Linked DNA regions of Homo sapiens: region 2 is linked to region 1. A link is a loop called in an ENCODE intact Hi-C map of the cell type or tissue named here. Cell type or tissue: endothelial cell of umbilical vein. All regions are shown on one strand. Links, peaks and the distances in the headings refer to the core of each region. The heading gives the core; the rest is flanking DNA.

The links. Peaks named below come from ENCODE experiments on the same cell type or tissue, not always from the same donor. Only the 100,000 strongest peaks of a DNase experiment are listed, where the experiment ranks them.
Region 2: it touches region 1 in a loop (7-fold over the local background); 1 of 110 quality-filtered maps calls a loop at or near these places.

The regions. Positions count from the first base shown.
Region 1 is chr12:77,746,374-77,757,360 of GRCh38, forward strand. It overlaps a transcript of NAV3 not described here. Among named protein-coding and RNA genes, the nearest start is that of NAV3, 79 kb to the right of the region's middle. In endothelial cell of umbilical vein, for the core only: no CTCF peak of the experiment used is centred there; a DNase peak (open chromatin) is centred at 5,798; H3K27ac peaks cover 652 bases.
Region 2 is chr12:77,883,916-77,894,902 of GRCh38, forward strand. All of the region lies in intron 1 of NAV3 (neuron navigator 3), which reads left to right. Among named protein-coding and RNA genes, the nearest start is that of NAV3, 59 kb to the left of the region's middle. RefSeq lists an enhancer at 4,510-5,709. In endothelial cell of umbilical vein, for the core only: no CTCF peak of the experiment used is centred there; a DNase peak (open chromatin) is centred at 4,856; H3K27ac peaks cover 1,026 bases.

The sequences.
Region 1 (10,987 bases), core at 3,023-8,022:
AAGCTGCACCTGTTTCGTATAAACAGTGATGAGGGCATTGTAAAAATGGGTTTCCTGGCCTACTGGGATGTTAAGGAGCTGTTTTCAATCTACCTACAAGTACATCTATATGTGTGCATATATGTATGTGTATACTATATTACATAACTAATACTGTGTTGGGCCCTATGAGAATTATGTAGAAATTAAATAAATAATCTTTGTCTTCTGAGAAATGTCATTCTATTTGGAGGAAGAGATGGAGAAAGGAGGATTGAGGGAATGGAAGTAATTATAACATTTGATATAGCTGAACAGTGGATTTACTGATAAAAAGTGACACAATGACTTTGAATACAGAAAGCTAGTACATTAGGAAGGAATATTTCTCTGCCCTTGAAGTTGAGGTGATTCAAAGAAGTAGCCAACTGGGAACTCTCTTCTTACATATATCATTTCAGCTACTCTCTTTCTTTGGAGAGATGAAACAATGGCTTATTTTTCCTGTGTTACTATTTCTACTTCTTAGTTCTGCTGCATGTCATATAGTCTCAATAGTTATTAAAATGCAAAGAAAAATGAAAAATTAGAGGGACACTTGTCAAACTCAATTGCACTTTGACAGGTATGATTTTGGTCTCCTAAAATGTTTTAGGCCTTGAAAATAGTATCTTGCTACATTTGATATGGACTCTTTTTCTTCTTAACTTTAAGTAAACATTTTATTGAATTATAATGTACATTTACGTAACAATAGATATCTTGAGTCTGTTGTTTATGTTTTGTGAAATTTGTCTAAAAAATAGTGTAGTAGATAAATTTTACTGTTTGCCAGATTAAAACATTGATTTTTTCATGTCTTTTGGCTGCATAAATGTCTTCTTTTGAGAAGTGTCTGTTCATATCCTTCATCCACTTGTTGATGGGGTTGTTTGTTTTTCACTGACCATCAGAGAAATGCAAATCAAAACCACAATGAGATACCATCTCACACCAGTTAGAATGGTGATCATTAAAAAGTCAGGAAACAACAGGTGCTGGAGAGGATGTGGAGAAATAGGTACACTTTTACACTGTTGGTGGGACTGTAAACTAGTTCAACCATTGTGGAAGTCAGTGTGGTGATTCCTCAGGGATGTAGAACTAGAAATACCATTTGACCCAGCCATCCCATTACTGGGTATACACCCAAAGGACTATAAATCATGCTGCTATAAAGACACATGCACATGCATGTTTATTGTGGCACTATTCACAATAGCAAAGACTTGGAACCAACCCAAATGTCCATCAATGATAGACTGGATTAAGGAAATGTGGCACATATACACCATGGAATACTAAGCAGCCATAAAAAATGATGAGTTCATGTCCTTTGTGGGGACATGGATGAAGCTGGAAACCATCATTCTCAGCAAACTATTGCAAAGACAAAAAACCAAACACTGCATGTTCTCACTCATAGGTGGGAATTGAACAATGAGAACACATGGACACAGGAAGGGGAACATCACACTCTGGGGCCTGTTGTGGGGTTGGGGGATGGGGGAGGGATAGCGTTAGGAGATATACCTAATGTTACATGACGAGATAATGGGTGCAGCACACCAACATGGCACCTGTATACATATGTAACAAACCTGCACGTTGTGCACGTGTACCCTAAAACTTAAAGTATAATAAAAAATAAAAATAAAAAAAATTGATTTTAAGTCTTAATAATTATGTTTCAAAAGTAATCAGAAAGTAGCATGTGAATATAACAATGGTATATATGTGCTTCATTTTGATATCATAGAAGAGCATTCTGGAAGGGTCCAGTGCTATCTCCTGCTACTGGTGATTTTATAATAAAATACAATCTGTGATTTTTGGTGGAAAATTATATCAGTCATTCAGTGTCATGGTGGTTCCTCTATAAAGCTGCTAGAGCAATTTGGTTGCCACATTCATTGTGCATGTTCCATCTGTGGTTTGATTTACTTGCTGTCAAATCCAAGATTTACATTATTCTATATGACAAAAATAAATGTATACATCAAGCTTTCAAGATTATGGATAAGATTCAAATTGCCCTTTTAAATTACATTATACTTTTAAATTAAGATGAATGCTGGCAAGACATGAAAACAACCTCAGTGTCTGTTGATGGATGAATGGATAAAGAAAATGTGGTGGACATGTATACAATGGAATATTATTCAGCCATGAATAAGAAAATCCTAACATTTGTGACAGCATAAATGAAACTGAGGACATGATGCTAAGTGAAATAAATCAGGCAGGAAAAGACAAACACTGAATAATCTCACTTAGATGTGGGGTCTACAAGAGTCCAACTTAAAGAGTAGGATAGTGGTTACCAGGGCCTAGGGCTTGGGGGAGATGGGGAGATGTTGGTCAAAGGGTACACACTTTCTGTTATAAATAAGTTCTAGAGATCTACTGTACAGCATGGTGACTCTAGTCAGTGATATTGTATTGTGTGTTTGAAACTTGCTAAGAGAAAAGAGCTTAAATGTTCTCACCACAAAATAAAAGTAAAATTGACAACTAGGTGAGGTGATGTCTAACTGTATAATCATTTCACAATATATATGTGAATTAAATCGTTACATTACACATGTTAAATGTATACAATTTTATTTGTCAATTATACTTCTGCAAAGCGGGAGAAAAAAAGGTAAGTGTGATGTACAAACTCATACTAGAAACCATCCACGTTGTTGGAAATGAGCTATGCATGCCACCAAGTGAAGTGAGAAAGATTCTCCCACCTTAGTTTTACCCAGAACTACTGGAAAGATGTGTTATTGTTCAACAGTGACAGACATGATAAAGGACTACTTCATATGAACTACATTTCTAATGAGAACAGAGTCCAATGAACAGAAAAAGAAATATCATTATATATGGAAGGGCAATGTCACATTTCTAACGATTCTGTTACGTTGAGATATTCAGGGATCAAACCTAGTAGGGTTCAGCCCTGTAATGGGGCTTAACATTTAGAACAATTTAAAAATATTAAAACTTAGATGAAGTTATAAAAGATGTTACAGATGAGAAAAAGATGAAAATGAGTATTAATATGATGGATGGGAAAGGCCATACACAAAGTTAATCTGCTGAGTTGATGGGTTGCATCAAAATTATGGGACTGAATTTAAATGTAAATATGTTTTAAAATCTATTTAGACAATTTAAGATAGTGAAGATATAGCTTGATAACAAATATTTTTTGAAAAGGTTCAGCTAGGCTTTTTTTAATGTCTATAAGTTTAATATGAGCCAGAAATATGAAGTGCCTGCTAAAAATAAAAATAAAAACCTTAGGCATAATAGCAATACAGTAAAGATCAAAAGAAGTCATGCACTTGTTGCATTCTGTGATATTTAGACCACATCCAGCAGGTTGTGCTGCTGTCTTTGGGCCATATTTTAAGAGAGTGCTCGCTGTATATATCAGAGTGGGTCTAAAAGAGGCTGACCAGGTGTTTTCTAAAATATTTGATTTACCAATGTAACAGATGCTAGAGTTCTTTTCTTTCAAGTTAAAGCTTTAAGGAGTAGACTTGAGTCCCCTGGGAAGTCATGGGCAGCTGCTGCTAGAGAGATATATTTCAGGTGATTCTGCAGTTCAATAAAGTCAAAGATGCCAAGTTATTTTAATACAGTATAAATGAAAATTATGGGAAGGAGTAAAGATAACCTCTGTTGGCTAGGTGCGGTGGCTTACGCCTGTAATCCCAGCACTTTGGGAGGCCAAGGCAGGTGGATCACAAGGTCAGGAGATCAAGACCATCCTGGCTAATATGGTGAAACCCCATCTCTACTAAAAATACAAAAAATTAGCCAGGCATGGTGGTGGGTGCCTGTAGTCCCAGCTACTCCGGAGGCTGATGCAGGAGAATCTTTTGAACCTGGGAGGCAGAGGTTGCAGTGAGCTGAGATCACGCCACTGCACTCCAGCCTGGGTGACAGAGCAAGACTCCATCTCAAAACAACAACAACAAAAATACAAGAACAGAACATAACCTCTGTTGGCTTGCACTTGTAGTCCTAGCTGCTTGGAAGGCTGAGGTAGGAGGATTGTTTGAGGTCAGGAGTTTGAGTCTGCAGTGCGCTCTAATCATGCCTGGGAATAGCCATTGCACTCCAACCTGAGCAATAGAGTGAGACCCTGTCTCTAAAAAAAAAAAAGTAAAAAGAAAGAAATATGAAAGATAACCCTGGGTAAGTACAGAGCTGGGAGGGATATAGGACATGACTGTCTTGTTTGGCTTTCTGGGCCTTGTAAAGCAAATGGATCTCAGGGCTCCATTTAAAGTCTGAAGTGGATTTTAATAATTGTGGTATACAGTGACAAGTGATACAATAGCATATGGCAAGTCATGCTGTTAGCATTAAAAAGGGAAAGATAAATACTTTCATATAGATTTTATTCCAAATCTGGCAAAAAATAATTTAAGAAAGGCAGAATGTAGCACTCACAGCAAGTGATAATCAATTTTCAAAGTTTTTAGGAACTAACAGAATGGCAGTTTTTAAAACTATAATTTGCTTAGAATTGAAAATGAGGGTGCCTCTGGCTACAAGACTTATTCTTATTTGCTATAGATTCCTGCAGTCTCACAACTAACTGTGAGAATTTTCTTTTTCTCTTTTTGTTTTGTTTATTAACGAGTTGGGCTAAAGGGTTTTGTTATGTATAGTTTCACAAACACATAGATCTTAGTTTGAATGAACTGGTCCTATTTCTTTAGAATCCTTTAGGCATATGAAAGTTGAGTTTGGTGTTGGTCAGGACAAGGTAAACATACGCTGGATAATAAAAGGCACAAAAAAGTTGACTAATGGGTTATACTCTTATGAGCTTTTCTACTTCAAAAATACTAGCCTCTTTGTAGCCTCTTTTCGTAGAGCTATCTTTGAAAGGACTTCTTTTTCTCCTCAAATCCAGTATCTACCCCTGCCTAGGCATATCTACCTATACACATTGATATGGTTTGGCTGTGTCCCTGCCCAAATCTCATTTGAATTGTAGTTCTCGTAACTACATTTGGGAGAGATCTGGTGGGAGGTAATTGAATAATGGGGGCGGTTACCCTCATGCTGTTCTCATGATAGTGAGTTCTCACAATATCTGATGTTTTTATAAGGGACTTTTCCCCCTTTTACTCACTCACTTTCCTTCCTTCCACCATGTGAAGAAGGACGTGTTTGCTTCCCTTTCTACCATGATGGTAAATTTCCTGAGGCCCCCCCAGCCATGCCTAACTGTGAATCAATTAAACCTCTTTCCTTTATAAATTAACCAGTCTCAGTTATGTCTTTATTAGCAGCATGAGAATGGACTAATACATACATTGTTCCTTTATAATCTAGAAGCATTATATCAATGTGAGCATATACATTTTGTATTCTTAAATTACACAATACAATTTACACATTGTTCAATTGAAGTTTTTTTCTTTCATAACCGAGCTTATACGCAGTTGTTCTGTGACATTAACACATTGAAGTTATTCTTGGTTTGTTATTTAAGAAAATATTGGAAATATTAGATGTCTTCAGGGAGATATTTTTTAAAACATATTACCAGATGGGTGAATATTTCTCCTTTCCAAGAATATAAAATTGGTGACTCATTTTTATCTTTGGTTTTCCACTGTAAAGAATGGGTGTCAGCTTCCTATGTAATTTTGATTTGTTTATCCAGCAGTTTTGTTTGTCTGTGCGCTTTTCTGTGTGCCAATTGTGGTCAATATTTGGTTTCCATAAAAGGTATGAGTTTTCTTTGAGGCTATCTTTTCTTACCATTGCCAAACCCACAACTGATGCACCATTACTTTGACTTTTGTTCTTAATTTAAACTTGGCACGGATCCTGTCTTTGGTGTAAAACATAAAACATACTCTGTTTTGACATGGAAGCTGGGAAGGAAACTATTTGTTTGACATTTTCTAAAGGGATCTATAGACAGGATGTTTGTGTCGCTTTTATAGGGACGCAACTACTACCTGAATGTACAAATACCCACGAGTTCAGGGTTGGCACGGCTATTAACAAATAAAAGTAGCCGAGAGTCCATTTTTCTTAGTTTATAGATAAAAACAGATGAAGACACATCAAAATCACTCAGTTTAATGGAACGCTGGAATGCAGAGCAATCAGGACAGATACTAGTCTCAAGTCCAATGGCTTTTCACTGCTGCAATTCTACCGAACTGACTCCTTACTGTATAGACCAGACCACCTGAGTCTGAATCCTGGCCCTACCACTCATATGTCTAGGCAGGTTATTTAGCCTCACTGAGCCTTTTTTTCCTCAACTGTAAAATGAGATATTAATAGTCTCTACTTTATAGAGCTCTTATAATAATTAAATAAGGCAAGCGACTGAATACAGTGACTGACAGAGTATCATGCTCCTCTTCCTCCTCCTCATCTCTCAAAATTGAATGCACAAAAAATACAACTACGTGACAATAAAATTGAATGCACAGGTTACATCCCTTTTTGGTGAGACTGTCAGGTTAGGGTTCTTTAAAGAGCAGGCTTTGGGCATTCTGGGTTCATTACCATATAGTTCTAACTTACTAAGCCAAAGATACAGTCTTAGACTTTTTATAAGGTAAACTGAACAGGAACTCCATGACCTGAAGGTGCTACTAAACCTCTAAGCTGTGAAACTTCAGTCATATTTTATGAATAATTTAGGTTTTGTAAGCTCAGTTCATCCATATTTTGGAAGCTTTTCAGACCATCTTCTGTAAAAATTGTACAGCAAGAAACTGACAACACATAGAAAGTAAAAAAGAATTCCTACAAACTTTACCTGCCAAATCAATCCATGTATTCATATTTATTGAGTGTCTAGAATCTACGCAGTGAAGAAAACTACTTACCATTCTCATGAGCACCCTGTCTTGCACATTGTAGGCACCTAATGCATTTTTTTTCAATTGAAATTTATGACTGTGTTTTTCACAGTAAATGTTCCCTTTAAAATATCCTCTAAATCACTTCTTTTAAAGTAGATAACCAGTCAAAAGTGGGGCAGTAGCAACTGTTGAACTTAGCAGTAGCCAAAAGCCACCTTCATCCCGAAATCTAATGACAGCTTCTTGGATGCAGCACATGTGTGTTCTATCTCCATCTCTCTTCTTAAAGACAATCCCTAGGTCTACATCTACTGCTGATTTTGCAGTTTTTACTAGTTAGGTCATATTGAGAATGATGATAGCATTAAAAATGAGGTGTTTTATTCTCTCTTATCCCTTGCCACAGTCAGTAGAAAAAGGAGGGGGAAGTAGGGAAGCCCATCACTATTGTTCCACAGCACTGAAATCATTGCTTTTTAAGAAATGGCACACAAGTGGTACCATTTATCAAGTGGTACTATTTATGTCTCTGTAAGAAAAATTCCTGTCTAATGCAAAATTGTTTTACAAATGAAGATTATTGGTACTTACTGAGGAAAGGATAAGTTGAAATACGTTCAAAAATATTGAATGAAAGATGTTTTGTCATTCTACTCATGGTTTACTAAGAAAGATTTAAATTTCTTCACATTAATCAGACTGCTACCTTTAGTGCAATTAAATGTCACATAATTGACTGTTATCTTGAGTCTTGTCATATAGAAAAAGGTAGGCTAGGTATGCCCAAGTTTGTTTCAGAAATAATTAATACTTTTAAATTATGAATTAGGTGTATTACTGATGTTATTTTATACGTATTTTTGAATAGCCTCTCCAAAGAAATCACAGGCATCTCATAATTTCATATAATAATGAGCGAACCTTTCTTCCAGCTCATCCATTTAGAGCTCCGATTTTGGCCATTTACTCTCAGGTGCTCCACTCTCCTCAAGCTGATATTGGCATGAGATTAGGGAATACCAACGCCCCAGTCACATGGAGCCAGTGTTGATGAGACTAATTGGATTACTCACTGGCTTAATTCCCCTTGTATGCTAAGGTGGGAAAGGGATAACAATGTATGTGAAAGTCCAAAGTCCCCTTCAAGCTACACTCCAACACAAGCTATGGCTATTACCATTTCCCCACATTGGCTTATTATGGTGACCTTCATTGCTCCTGAAGGACTGCTTTACTTAGTCTTCCCTTTTCATGTTATCAATTCACAGCATAGAATTATAGTTCTCTATTTCTGTATAGCCCAGAATTTGAGTTTAGTTGAATTTCTCATTCTTACCCGTTAAAACTTGGACAGCTGCAGAAAACATGTTTCTTAATACAATTTTGTGTTTCTTGCTGCTACTAAAGCAGAAAGAATGGCAGCCCCATTGACTAGTATTAGTGAAACTTTGTGAAAATCTTACGAAGATGTTAATGTTCCTTTTGGCTGTGCTTCCAGTGGCTTAGCTGTTTATGCGAAACTTTGCCTGGATGTCTTACAAGACCAGTGATTCTATCAGGTTTTGTTTTCCTCTGCCTTGGGATAGATGTGTTGCCAGAGTCATATTCCTTATAATACTGTTATTTGGCTCCAGTTTTATACTAAAACCAAGGACATAGTCAGGTAATGATTTGTGAAAGAAGAAAATAAACTTATAATTGCTGGCAAGAATAGAAAATCTTTTATCAAAATATTTAAATATGATATTCTGAATAATTTTTATCAATATCGGGAAAAGTTTTTTTGCTGAATTAAAAACAATTCCAAACCTGAATAATTTAATTTTCCTTCTTTTCTCAGTTAGTGATGAAGCTCAGCCTACAGGTGGACATTTTCATATACATATGAATCTCACCATCTTCATATTTCTAGTCTTTTCATTTGTTCCTGAAACCACTTATGCTTACTGTTTTTTTAATCTCAACAAAGACTATTTCTGAAATTTATACAGATCACAGGTCTCTTAAATCACAATTAATAATTTCTAGTTTATAGCTTTCTAATATGGCTCTTGTAAGATATGAATGAAATACATGACTTTAATTTAATAGAGGCCACATATATTTTGACCTCTTTGCTCATTCATACCTACTCTGTACCAACTGTGTGCTGGGGATACCAGGGAGCACAAAGCCCTCTGCTTACGTTGATGGGATCTTCTTTTCTTTTCTTTTCTTTTTTCTTTTCCTTCCTTCCTCCCTTCCTCCCTTTCTCTTTCCCTCCCTCCCTGTGCCTTTCCTTTCCTTTCCTTTCCTTTCCTTTCCTTTCCTTTCCTTTCCTTTCCTTTCCTTTCCTTTCCTTTCCTCCCTCCCTCCCTCCCTCCCTCCCTCCCTCCTTCCTTCCTTCCTTCCTTCCTTCCTTCCTTCCTTCCTTCCTTCCACTCTCTCTCTTTCTTTCTCTCTTTCTTCCTTTATTTTCTTTCCTTTTTCTTTATTTTCTTTCTCTCTTTCTTTCTTTTCCTTTTTCTTTTCTTCGTCAGGGTCTTGCCTTGTCACTCAGGGTGGAGTGCAGTGGCGTGAACACAGCTCACTGCAGCCTCAACCTGACAGGCTCAAGTGATCCTACCACCTCAACCTTCCAAGTAGCTGAGACTATGGTTAAAATAATGTCGAATTCAAAATAATTTTAAGAAATATTTGAAGATAAGATGTCACTTTAAATATCTTATTGTCCTGTAGGAAAGCACAGAAAAAGTTCTAAAATACTAACTTAGCATGGTCTTTGAAATAGATCAACTTTTGAATCCTCACACTTCACTTATTTGGCACAAATTACACTTATCTTTTTGTACTCATTTTGTTCTCTTTAAAAAATAAAGATAATAAAAGTATCATCCTTCTAGAAGTGAGTGAGGACTATATGATATAATATATACAAAGACCGCCACCAGGTAGTTTTTTAATGCTTGTGCCTTTTTTTAGTATCATTATTAATGTTATCATTATTGTTATTAAAAGCAAGTGTTTATAGAAATAGGGTTATGAAAATTTGAAAATCATAGGCATAAATAAGCTTTAGCCTATGGCTCAGATGGCATTTGCAGTTTATGCATATCATGCTGATTTAACTGACACTTTTTTTTTCCAAATTTTAATTCCTTCTCCTATTTTCAGTGAGATGTATTTTTATTTTTCTACTCAGTTTGTTGTCCTACTCATTATTGTGAACATAGGAATGAAGGGGTGCTTGGAAATGTCTAGATTATCTTGGCCATTCTCTTGTTATATTCAGTGATGTCAGTAAGACATGCTCCTTTAGGAACTGTGTGGTTTATGAGCCTGGAATGTCATATGCAAAAGAAATATTCCTAACTCTATATTTTATGGCTAAAGGTTATAGAAAGATTATTAGTTGACTTTCTTTTGAGATGGAATATTTTAGTCATGCTTTAAAAATGAGATTCTAAATTATTTTTAATTTTCTTATTTGAAAGTAAATAGTTTCTAATAACTAAAGTATGAAATTACTTTGTAATTCTGAGATATGCAATATCCATATCCACCTATATTTAGTTCATATATTTCAGCTGGGTTATTTATTGAACTATTCCTTGCCATTAAAAAATTATATATAGTAGATTTTATCTTTATGCTAAACAGATTCTTCTTAGTCATTCAACTTGCTAGAATCCCCCAATCTCACCCATAGCAAAAGATTTTAGTTACTACTCCCATAAGAAGAAAACCTTCCCATTTTCAATTTATTCAGTTTTCACCTTTTACCTCTATTAGGTGGCACTTGCTAGGTATAACAGTAACAACCCCATCAAAGCAAAGTTTTATTTCTTGCTCATGTTAAATATTATTCAAGGATCCTCTTAAAGTCTTTTTCATCCTGAGACTCAAATTGAGGAATAATCCTTAACTGGGGCTTGCCAAGATAATGGCAGATGGAAAGAGAGAAGTTGTGAGACTGCACATCGGTTCTTACACCTTCTGCTCAGGGGAGGCACATGTTTCATGTCTCTCCTACTCACATTTCATTAGCCAAAGTTAGTCACATAGTCAAGCCTGAAGATAACTTTATGGGAAAGTATAATTTTCCTGTAGCAATGGGCCTGTGGGAGGGGTGGCACTAAAAT
Region 2 (10,987 bases), core at 2,466-7,465, 140 kb after region 1:
AAACAAGGCATGAAATGAACTGTATTTGGCCACATGAAATATTTGTTTATATTATCCTGTTATAATTTAAAATAAAGCCACCAATAACCTCTTTGTGAGGTATAGCACCCAACTATAGCTTTGATAGGTGTTTCATTCATTCAAGTAAAGGAAGAAAACCTGGCTCCTAAGTCCTGTTAGTTTATTTAATAACTGGATGATCTTTAGAACGGTGCCTAGAAGCAGTGTCAATTCTTGAAAAATGGTTGTGTTTTAGTTGGGATTCTCCAAAAAGAACCAGTAGAATTGATGGATGGACGGAGGGAAGGAGGGAGGGAATGATGGATGGTTGGATGGATAGACAGATTAGATGATGATTGATTGATTGACAGATAGATTGATAGATAGAAAAGAGGGGATATATCCTGGGAATTCTCTCATGCAAATTATGGAGTCTAAATCCCACAGTAGGATGTCTACAAGCTGGAGGCTCAAAGATACTGGTAGTGTGGCTCAGTCCAAGTCCAAAGGCTCCAGAACCAGGGAAGCTGATGGTGTAGCTTCAGTCTGAAACTAAAGGCCTGAGAATCTGGGGTGCCCTGTTGTAATTCCCTGGAGCCCAAAAGCTGGAGAACCTGGAGTTCTGGTGCCCAATGGCAGAAAAAGGGTGTCCCAGCTACAGCACAGAGAGAGCAAATTTACCCTTCCTTTGCCTTTTGTGTTCTCTCATCCAAACAGGATCTCAGCTGTTGGGATGATGTCCACTTACATTGATGGCGGATCTTCCTTATTCGGTCCCTTAATTCAAAAACCAGTCTCTCCAGAAACATCTTCTCAGACATACCCAGAAAGAATGCTTTTACCAGTTCTCTAGGTATTCCTTAATCCACTCAACTTAACACCTAAAATTCCATCCCAGGTACTCCTGATTATTTCATTGTTTCAGTAATTCTGATGTTCACCGTTAATTTAGTATCACTTAAGAGGAAGGAAAAGAAAGATTGACAATTCCAAATTATTAATGAATTTCTCCCATTTTCAGAAATATTATGAAAATATGTCTTAGAGTAATTTTTGTTAATAATGATGTCAATGATGGATGGAGCATTTCTGGAATCTCATCTTTATTGTTGGAAGAGTCTACATTCATGGAACACAACATCTATCAGGGCTAGTATATAATGTCAAACTTTATGTTACTTGCTTTAAGGTTAATCAGTCTCATCATTTTTTAATCATTTATCTTGAAAGCGAAATTATTCCTATATGGGTTAAGCAATTAAAATGTTAAACTTTTTAGGAGTTAATAAGTATTTTAATACACTGAAATGTGATTGAGTGTCTCTATTTATGTCACAGAGTCACAGAGATGGAAACACTCTTAAAATGTAATGATCTAATTATATGAATTATTAATCTGAAGTCTAAGGAAGCTAAATAGCTTGCCAAAGGTTGTACTGCTGCTTTTTTTCTGCTACTAGTTTTGTATATATGTCTCTTATTTTCAGAAAAAGATAACGATAGCAGTTTCCAATAGTACCTTACGCAGAATAAGTACTCAATAAATGCATGTTGGTTTGTTGCAATAAACACCCACATAAAAATAAAAGTTGTATTGGCCATATATGAAGTTTCTTTGCTTTTTACAGGTTGTATCTGCCCTAAAGGAGTATTTTTGTGAATCAAAAATTTTAAGAAAATGTTCTGATCTTAAATTGGAAGTGACTTCCAGTATTCTTCTAAATTTCTTTACCTATGCCCATTTCCTTCTCTTAGTTTCTCTGTTGAGTAGTTAATGATCTGTTAAGATGCACTTCAATACATTAGAGTGTCCACATTCTTAAAAGAACATTGCTTGAGCAAAATAACCCATTTGAAATTTGAATTATTCGCTGTCTTGCTGCTTAAGATGAGTTTAAATACAACCGGAGACATACCTTCAGTTCTACCATTCTTCTCACCTTTCTTGATAATGGTAGTAACTAAATCTTTCTAATAAGAATAATTTTATTTAAATAAATACAACCTTTTTAGGCAATTCCTCCTCTCCATTAAAAGAAACATAATTTATCTATTTATTTAAGCCAAACAACAAATCTTCAGTTCTCCCCTTGTCTACCTCTATTACCACTGCCCTAGTGTCAATTATTATCATCTCTCTCTAAAGGCACCTTGTTGGTAGTCGATAGTCTCAATCCAGGCTTACTGTCTCCTAACCAATCTTTCAACTGCTGCCTGAGAAATGTAAATCTGACCATTCTGCACCCATATGAATGCTCTCTATAGCCGCAGGGTTAAGCACTACATGGCATATAAAACTACCATGACCTGGTCCTGCATTCAATTACAGCCTCATTTCTCCGCTCTAGTAACATTCAAGGGCTTCTCTTTATACAGCCTGCTGTTTAGTGGTTAAATTATTTCCCTCCAGCTCATTTGAACTCCCATACATTCCCCACTGTCACCACAATGTATGTGTCAGTCTGTATGCTAAACTTAACATGCTAAACAGAATGTACATATGGGTCTAACATGTTGGAATCTAAATCCCTCAAGGATAGGGGCTATCTTGTCTTCATATATGTTCAATAGTTGTAGATTATTTCAATTTAAAATTATAGCAAATTGGTCTTGAATGTCACTTAAGCATTTTGTTGTTTCCACCCCTGGACAACTCATTGTTGAACTCATCTTTCTCAAGGATGTAGATAGAGCCCCCATTTTTTTCCTGATATTCTTGCATTTAACTACCATAGCTTACTGAATAAAAGCAGCTGAATTTGATCCATGTTTAATGTCATTTTCTTAATCTTTCTGGACTTGGATATGCTTTTTAGAAAAATTCTTTTTTTCTTACATAAATATCTAGAACAGTGCCTATCAATAAATAATCATTGAGCTGAAATAAGCTATAATATTGTGGTTCCAATCGGATATTGGTTTATACCCCTCGATTTTAATCATCATAGTCAACTTAAAATGCCTTTGTATGAGATTTTTCAATTGTTTTCATTTAATGTAGTGTGGATTCCAAGCTATATGGGAATGGAACATTCTTTTCCAGGTTAATGGGACTTTGACAACAGTTTTTCATGTTCACTAAACAAACATGAATTAGGTTCCAGGTATAATGTTAGTAGCTAATGATACAAATATTGACCTTGCGTTAGAGAAGAACCCATTCTGGAGAAATAGAGGAACCTCTCACAGTGGCTTTTCAGCATAGGTGCATTTAATTAGGAAATTCAGTGATAGGAGCTGGTAAGAAAGGGAGAGAGTGAGGGTAGACTTAAAGAGAAAATAATATAAATGCTATGAAAAAATTCTGCCCACCATTCCATATAGTTTTGCTCTTTGGTAATCATGAGATGGAAGACTTAGATCCCTTAGTTGGCTTCAATTTCTACACAACTATATAGGGTTGAATCCTTAAAACTACATATCTTCTGCTTCAGTGGGAACTTAGAATTTTCAAGGGAAAATTCAAGTATGAGTACTTATTGCCTTATGTGGTAACTTCAAAACCAGTATCCAGGGAAAGATCGTGACAATATGATTAGGGCTGGGGTTAAGTTTTATTGAAATTCATATTTATTTTTGTGATTATGTGACACTTGTTTTTCTCCACTAGATTATAAACTACATGATAACAAAGGCAATATCTACTTTGTTTATTCTTATGTGATTAGCATTTTGCAAAAGCCCCAAGATTTAATAGAAAATAAATATTTGTTGGATGAGTGGAGTTATTCCACGTTAATCTCCTTTTTCCACTTTGAGAGACTTATTTAGAGAGTGCTAATACTTTTGTGAAATATTTTTAGAGTTTTAAACTAATTCAATATATAAAAATTAATTTAAAAGTAAGTAGTAAACTGTAAAATAACTAAACCTCATTTCATCCACAAAATTCAGTGAAGCTTATAACAAGGTTTTTTAAGATATGAAACATTATCCAACAAAGCAATAAAATTGATGTTATCAGAAATTTTTAAATCATGTTATTGTAATTATGCATTTAATTATTTCAGTTTTTAGATATCTAAGAGGGAAAAAAGAGATAATGGGAATAGATCGAATGTTACAGTGGCAAACAATAAAGCGTATCTAAAGACACAAAAGTTGTTGAGTTTTTTTTTTCTGGAATGAATTCCTTAAGTGCTTTCTGGTCATGGTTCCTTAAATGAGGAATATGCGGTAAAATATGATGATTTTAACCATGGGTTTGCAAAAGATTTAGGAAGGTTATTTAAATGTACATTTTAAACCCATACTCTAACTAAAGTGGTTATCATTGTATACAATTATCCAAATAGGCCAAGCATGGTGGCTCATGCCTGTAATCCCAAGGAGGTAGAGGCAGGGGGATTACTTGAGACCAGGAGTTTGAGACTCAACTGAGACCCCCATCTCTACAAAGAAATAAATAAAAATTAGCCTGACATAGTAGCATGTGACTATAGTCCCAGCTACTGGGGAGGTTGAAGCAGGAGGATTGTTTTGGCCTAGGAGGTCAAGACTGCAGTGAGCCGCGATCATGTCACTGCACTCCAGCCTGGACAGCACAGCAAGACCCTGTTTTAAAAATTAACCAATTAAATAATTAAATAATTTCTGCAGTGAGCTTAATGGCTGATTTTGTTTTTGAAATACTTTATCTTAATACAGTAAGACAAAGTAATGAAGAGAAGCATAAGTTAATAGCCTCATTAAGTTTTGCCCTCAAATGTTATGTCCCAAGTAAGTCTTTGGGTTGGAGTCAATTCCTGGTTGAATTATCTAATATGTATCCAAAGATCCTATAGTTTATGCTGATTAAGAATGACCTGTATGTATTAAGCATTGTGTATGTGGGATGTGGAATTGGCATGAGTCACTGAATGTTCTAAGTCTTCAAATGTTTTTATCTTTGTTTTCTCAGAGAGGTGAGTCATATGTGTGTGACTGTGGATAGGACCGGTGTTCTTCTGCTCAATAACATACATACTCAGGGGGAACTCCATCTTGTTCTATATAATATGGACAAGTGATTTCTTGAAAAAAATTTTAGGACAGATTTGGTCAATTGAGTGTTTTAATCTCAGAATAACCTCAATGCCCTCCAAACCTGCATCTGCTGGGCCCAGCATGATGGTTAGCATCCACCTTTTGTGTGGTGCAATGGTTTATTTTATGTGTCAACTTGACTGGACAATGGAGTGCCAAGACTTTTGGTCAAACATTATTTTGGGTGTGTATATGAAGGCGTCTGGATGAGATTAACATTTAAATCAGTAGACTGAATAAAGCAGATTGCCCTCCCTATTATTGGTGGGCCTCATCCAATCAATTGAAGATCCAAGTAAAACAAAAATGCTGATTAAGAGGGAACTTTACCTGCCTGACTACTTGAGCTGAGACATCAGTCTTCTGTCCTGGGACTGCAGCTTGCACCATCAGCTCTCCTGCTTCTCATGCTCTCAGACTTGGACTGGAACTACACCACCATCTTTCCTGAGTCTCTAGCTTGCTGGCTACAGATCTTGGGCCTTTTCAGCCTTCATAATTAGTTCTGTTTCTCTCGCAAACCATGAGTAATATAGGTAGACATATCTATGGCTGAAATACTGGACAATTAATGGAAATGTGACTATTTTAACTACTCTAAGTTAATTCAATAATAACTCAGTAAATATTATTTTACTTTGCAATGATTCATGTTATACTGAACTCTATAAGTTGTTATGTTGAACATAAAATAAAGTACTTTATCATTCATATTCATGACTTTTCTGTTTAGGATTAATGGTATTAAATAGTTGAAACAGTTGTTAGTAGAGATGTAAATTAATTAATAACTTTAGGTTTTTCTCAATATCACTCTGAAGTACAATTTATATGTATAGTGTGAAAGAAGATACTAGTTGAAGACTAGCATATTTTAGCATAAGAAAATATGTCCAATGGTTATGATGTTCTTATGCATCTGGTATATTTTTCAGGGTATACATAGATCAGCCGTTATAAGTTTGAACTCTGTATAAGTACATACAGTAGTTATCATTCTTGGCCTATAGCTATCTGAAGTCCAACTGGAATAACCAGTCAAAACTGACACCAAAACCAGTAGGTGAGGGAAATAACACAAAAACCAGTAGGTGAGGGAAACCTAAGAAGCTGAACTGAATTCTCGAATTATATCTTATGTTAGTCTCATAAAGCTTTATTTTATAAATTATTCTTATAAACAAACTATAATTCAAATTGAATCAAGTCTCAGTTCTCAGTTGATCACTGCAAACTCCGCTCCACAGCTCAAGCAGTCTTTCTACCTCAGCCTCCCAAGTAGCTGAGACGACAGGTGCCTGCCTGTCACTATGTCTGGCTTTTTATTTTTATTTTTATTTATTTTTTGTATTTTTAGTAGAGATGGGGTTTCACCCTGTTGCCCAGGCTGGTCTCAAACTCCTTAGCTCAAGCAATCCCCTCACCTCTGCCTCCCAAAGTGCTGGGATTACAGGCATGAACCACTGTACCAGCCTCAGTTGAATTTTTTGATGAATGCATTTCCTGAGGACTCTGCTATTAGCAACATATTTTCATTTCTTTAATTGTAAATGAATTATGAAATAAATATGATAAATACAATATTTATATGTTAGCTTGTATTTGCTTCCTACATGGTTATCAATAGTTGTTTCCATGTCTATTTCTTACCTTTCTTTAAAAATGTAGTGAGAACCTCTGTTTTTACTTTGATATTTTTACGATTCTTCATCGAGTAAATGCCTGCTCTATATTGACTCAGAAAAATATCCAGAAATTACAATATAACAACTATAAAATTAGAATTTAAAGTATGTAGATGGCTTCTTACACAAAGTAGTTACTTCACAATAAGTATTCATTGAATATGTGTAAACATCTCACACAGCTATCTGTAAACTCTGCAGGAAAGCTGCACGAGTTCTCCTGAAAGTAAATTCAAGTTACAGCAACATCTGAAATGCCTATAATGTTGCAGAAACTAGTTCAAAGAGAGGAATCATACACAATGTTCTAATATGATAAATGATTTCATAATTTAGACAAAAGGTAATTCTCCAAAGCAGACTGTGATTAGTCAAATATTTTCCATCCTTTTTTTTTAAGTAAGATTATCCCATTTCATAAATAGGACTCCCTGTTAATTTAGCATTCATGATGAAATATTAGAAGTTTTTCTTGGTATTCCTGTCTTAAATGTTGACAAATAAAACAAACTCAAATAACAAAATAATTTAAATTAAATATAATTTTCCCAGTAATTTAGGTAGGGCCTTTTGTATCTATGCTGTGATTTAATATCAATTTATAAAGATAAATTTATAAAGATAAATACATTTATAAAGATAAATTTATAAAGATAATATAATTTAATATAAATTTATAAAGATAAATTTATAAAGATAATATAATTTAATATAAATTTATAAAGATTACTTCAATACTAACTCAGTAAATGTTTCTATGGTGAGCATCTTTTTCATATTATGTTGAACCCAAAATATCCTCAAAAGTGCCTTGTCTTTATATCTCTTTGTTTATATCTTCTGCAGATAAATATATGTAGTCTTTTTGGACAGGTGGCCATTTCACTTATTCTCAAATCCAGATTTTTTTTCAGTACTTTTAAATAACGTTCCAGTCCTATTATTTATGACTTGATACATGTTTTTGAACAGCAACAACCTAAGTTAAAGTGACTTTAAAAAATGTACTCGGTCATAGAAATCACAGACAGGGCTAATAACTTAACAAACACTGTTTAGTGAAACTGAAGCTTAGAGAGTTTAAGGACTTGTACATGACCCCAAAGCCAGCAGCTGCAGAGACGGCTTTAAAGTCTTGCTTTCCAGTGTAATGCTTTTCTGTGTTACACTCTGCTGCCTTCCAGAGAAGAACCACTCATCTTAAGTGCTGGCTCCCTTGTCCATTTATTTTATCCTACCTGGAAGGTGTCATTGAACCCTTCATTCTCTCCCTTCTTTGCCCCAGGACCAACAGCCTTGCAGGTGTGGTTCCTCAGCCACTGGTCTAGTAGAAGCCTGTGGGGAGGGAAGTCATTTCTGTACTCTTTGTCAGTTTCATGGGTTTAGAGAAATTGACCTACACAGAAATTTTTCAAACTTATTTGACATGGAACACTTTTTATAATTATTTTTGTCAGATTCTCATATTGAAAAGATACTCACAGGTAATCTGTGGAAATAATTCAAACTGACATTAAAATAGAAAGCAAATGCACTCATAAATTTATTAATTGCTGAAATAAATGATCAAAGATTGACTTATGTTTATTGTGCAATAAAGATGTTGAAGTTGTAAGACAGGGTCCATGATATAGTTGTAATCATTGAGTAGAAACATTCAATGCAAAAGTGAATTGGCAAATGTTGTCTATATTTTCTTGCTGATGGAAAATTATTTATTTGTGCATTAGGTGATCACCAAGGGTTTCCTCAAATTCATAGAGGGGGCAAGCCCTAAAATTAGACCATTTGAATTTTTTTTTTTTTTTTAGACAGAATCTTGCTCTGTCACCCATACTGGAGTGCAGTGGCATGATCTCAGCTCACTGCAGTCTCCGCCTCCTGTGTTCAAGCAATTCTCCTGCCTCAGCCTCCTGAGTAGCTGGGACTACAGGTGCATGGCACAACACCTGGCTAATTTTTTGTATTTTTAGTCAAGATGGGGTTTCACGGTGTTAGCCGGGATGGTCTCAATCTCCTGACCTTGTGATCCACCCACCTTGGCCTCTCAACGTGCTGGGATTACAGGCGTGAGCCACTGCGCCCGGCCCAACTATCTGAATTTTATTTCAGCATTTCCATTTACTGGCTGTAGATTTTGAGAAAATTATTTGAACCTATTAAACGTCATTTCCTTGATCTCAAAATTATAATGATGAGGATAAAATATACGCAAAGTGCTTAGTGTGGTACCTGGTAAAAAGTGATAAATTTATGTTGGCTATTAAAAGGGAAAAGAAAATAGAAGCCATAATTGTTGGTGGGTAACTAATTTTGATATTAGTTAAGTGAAGTAGCATTACTATAAATTACGAGTTTCATGAGATTCCTTCTGTGCCATTGAGTGACACCTGTTAACATCTCACTGGATGTTAGGTTTCTGAAGAACATGGGTTTGGATGGACTGAATTAGTTATAAGAATTTCCTCTATCTCTAATTGTAGGATTTTTACTTGCATAGCATGTAAAGGATCTTTATAAATATAAAATAGGATGCAAAGAAACAAAAAGGAATCAAAGAAGGAAAATTTGAATTTTTAACAACCTCAGGAATGAGGTAGATAACCAACTACAGTTACATTATGCTGTAAATTTTCTAATCACAAAGTTTATAGAGGGCACATTCTATCAAAGCAAACCATTTCTTTGAAGTTTACTGGTAAGTCAGTAACAGTAACTGACCAATATGCTATGCTGACTAATATGAAGTTTTTTCTCAAGCATAAAACTGAGAGAAGGGATTGAGATTGTTAAACAAAAGACACAGTTGAAGCTTATAATACTAATGTATTGATATTAGAGTTGAAATGCATAGAATATTTATATTGACATTGTCATGTCTGTATATTGATACATGGCATCTTATTAAAAATGAATTGATTAAAAAGAAAGTTTATTAATGAAAAAACTCAGATAGCCAAACTAAAAAAAAAAAAGAAAACTTGGGGGGATTGTAATTGTACGCCAGCTTATTCTGACTTTCAAGGATGAGTTTTACTCAAAGACAAAAATCAAGAATAGTAAGTAGAATTAGTTGGCAAGAATAATACCTTACTCGAATGAGGCTTTGGAACAGTGACTACAGCAACTTCCATGTAGAATTTTTCCAGTGGTGGTTAAATCAAAGGAAGGCAAGAGCCAGAGAAATATCTTCAAGTTGCTCTAAGAATTTTTGTTTAATTGTTGATGTTAAAACTACAAGTGTACTACTTATATATTGCTCTCCTCTATCGAGTTACACTAACTTATTCCAAGAAAACTAAAGCCCAAAGTGTATTCATTTTCAGCAGAAAATACCAAGGATGACACAGGACAAGTTATTTTTGCCTTTCAGTGAGGTTACCTTCCTCTAATTTACTCCTTGACCCTTACCTGGTTTCCTCTTTCAAATGCATAGTTTGATCTACTGAATTCCAGAACTTCAGCTTCCTCCTTACCTCCTGACTTCCAGAAACTACAGCAGATGGACTTTGGTTTGTTGATGTTGGAACTTTGCCCAGCACTTGCCCAGATCTTTTGCCAATTGACTAACAAGATAGTGTTGTTGTCACCACCCCCCACCCCAGCATGACAATTATGAACATAACCTAGAGAGATTTCTATCCCCAAAATAAGATTACAAATAAAGTTTATAACCCAAGATAAAGGTTAGAGAAAATGTACATCTGTTATTATAGTCTTTAAATCTTGGTCAAAGTGATATTTCATGTTAATATAAACATTTTAATAATTTAGATTTGCAAAATGTAATAATTTAGATTTGCAAAATAAGCCAGAAATCTGGAATTTTATGTAAAAGTTTCGAGTTTAAAAAACAACAATAAGCTACCCATAATAACAACATGAGAGAGAAACTTGATTAATAGAAAGAACCAAATTATCGAGATTTGATTACTTTAACCAACCCTCACTAGGCCACCAGCAAAATTAGAAAGAACTAGCCAGTAGCTACCACAGAAGTTGCAAACTCAAATAAATGTCTATGAAGATAAGACAAGATCCCTATTTTGAATAAGAGTAAATGAGTGAAAAGCGCTGAGTAGAAGCAACAGAATGTGGTAGGGAGAGTTGGGTAACTGAAGAGTACAGGCTCTGTATGAAAGGGAAAGCTCCCGCTCATTGCTGACATGCAAGAATGTGGACTCAGTGTAGACAGATCTCATTTCTCAAAATAAGCCAGAAACCTGGAATTTTATGTAAAAGTTTCAAGTTTAAAAAACTGGCTAAAATCTTTTTGA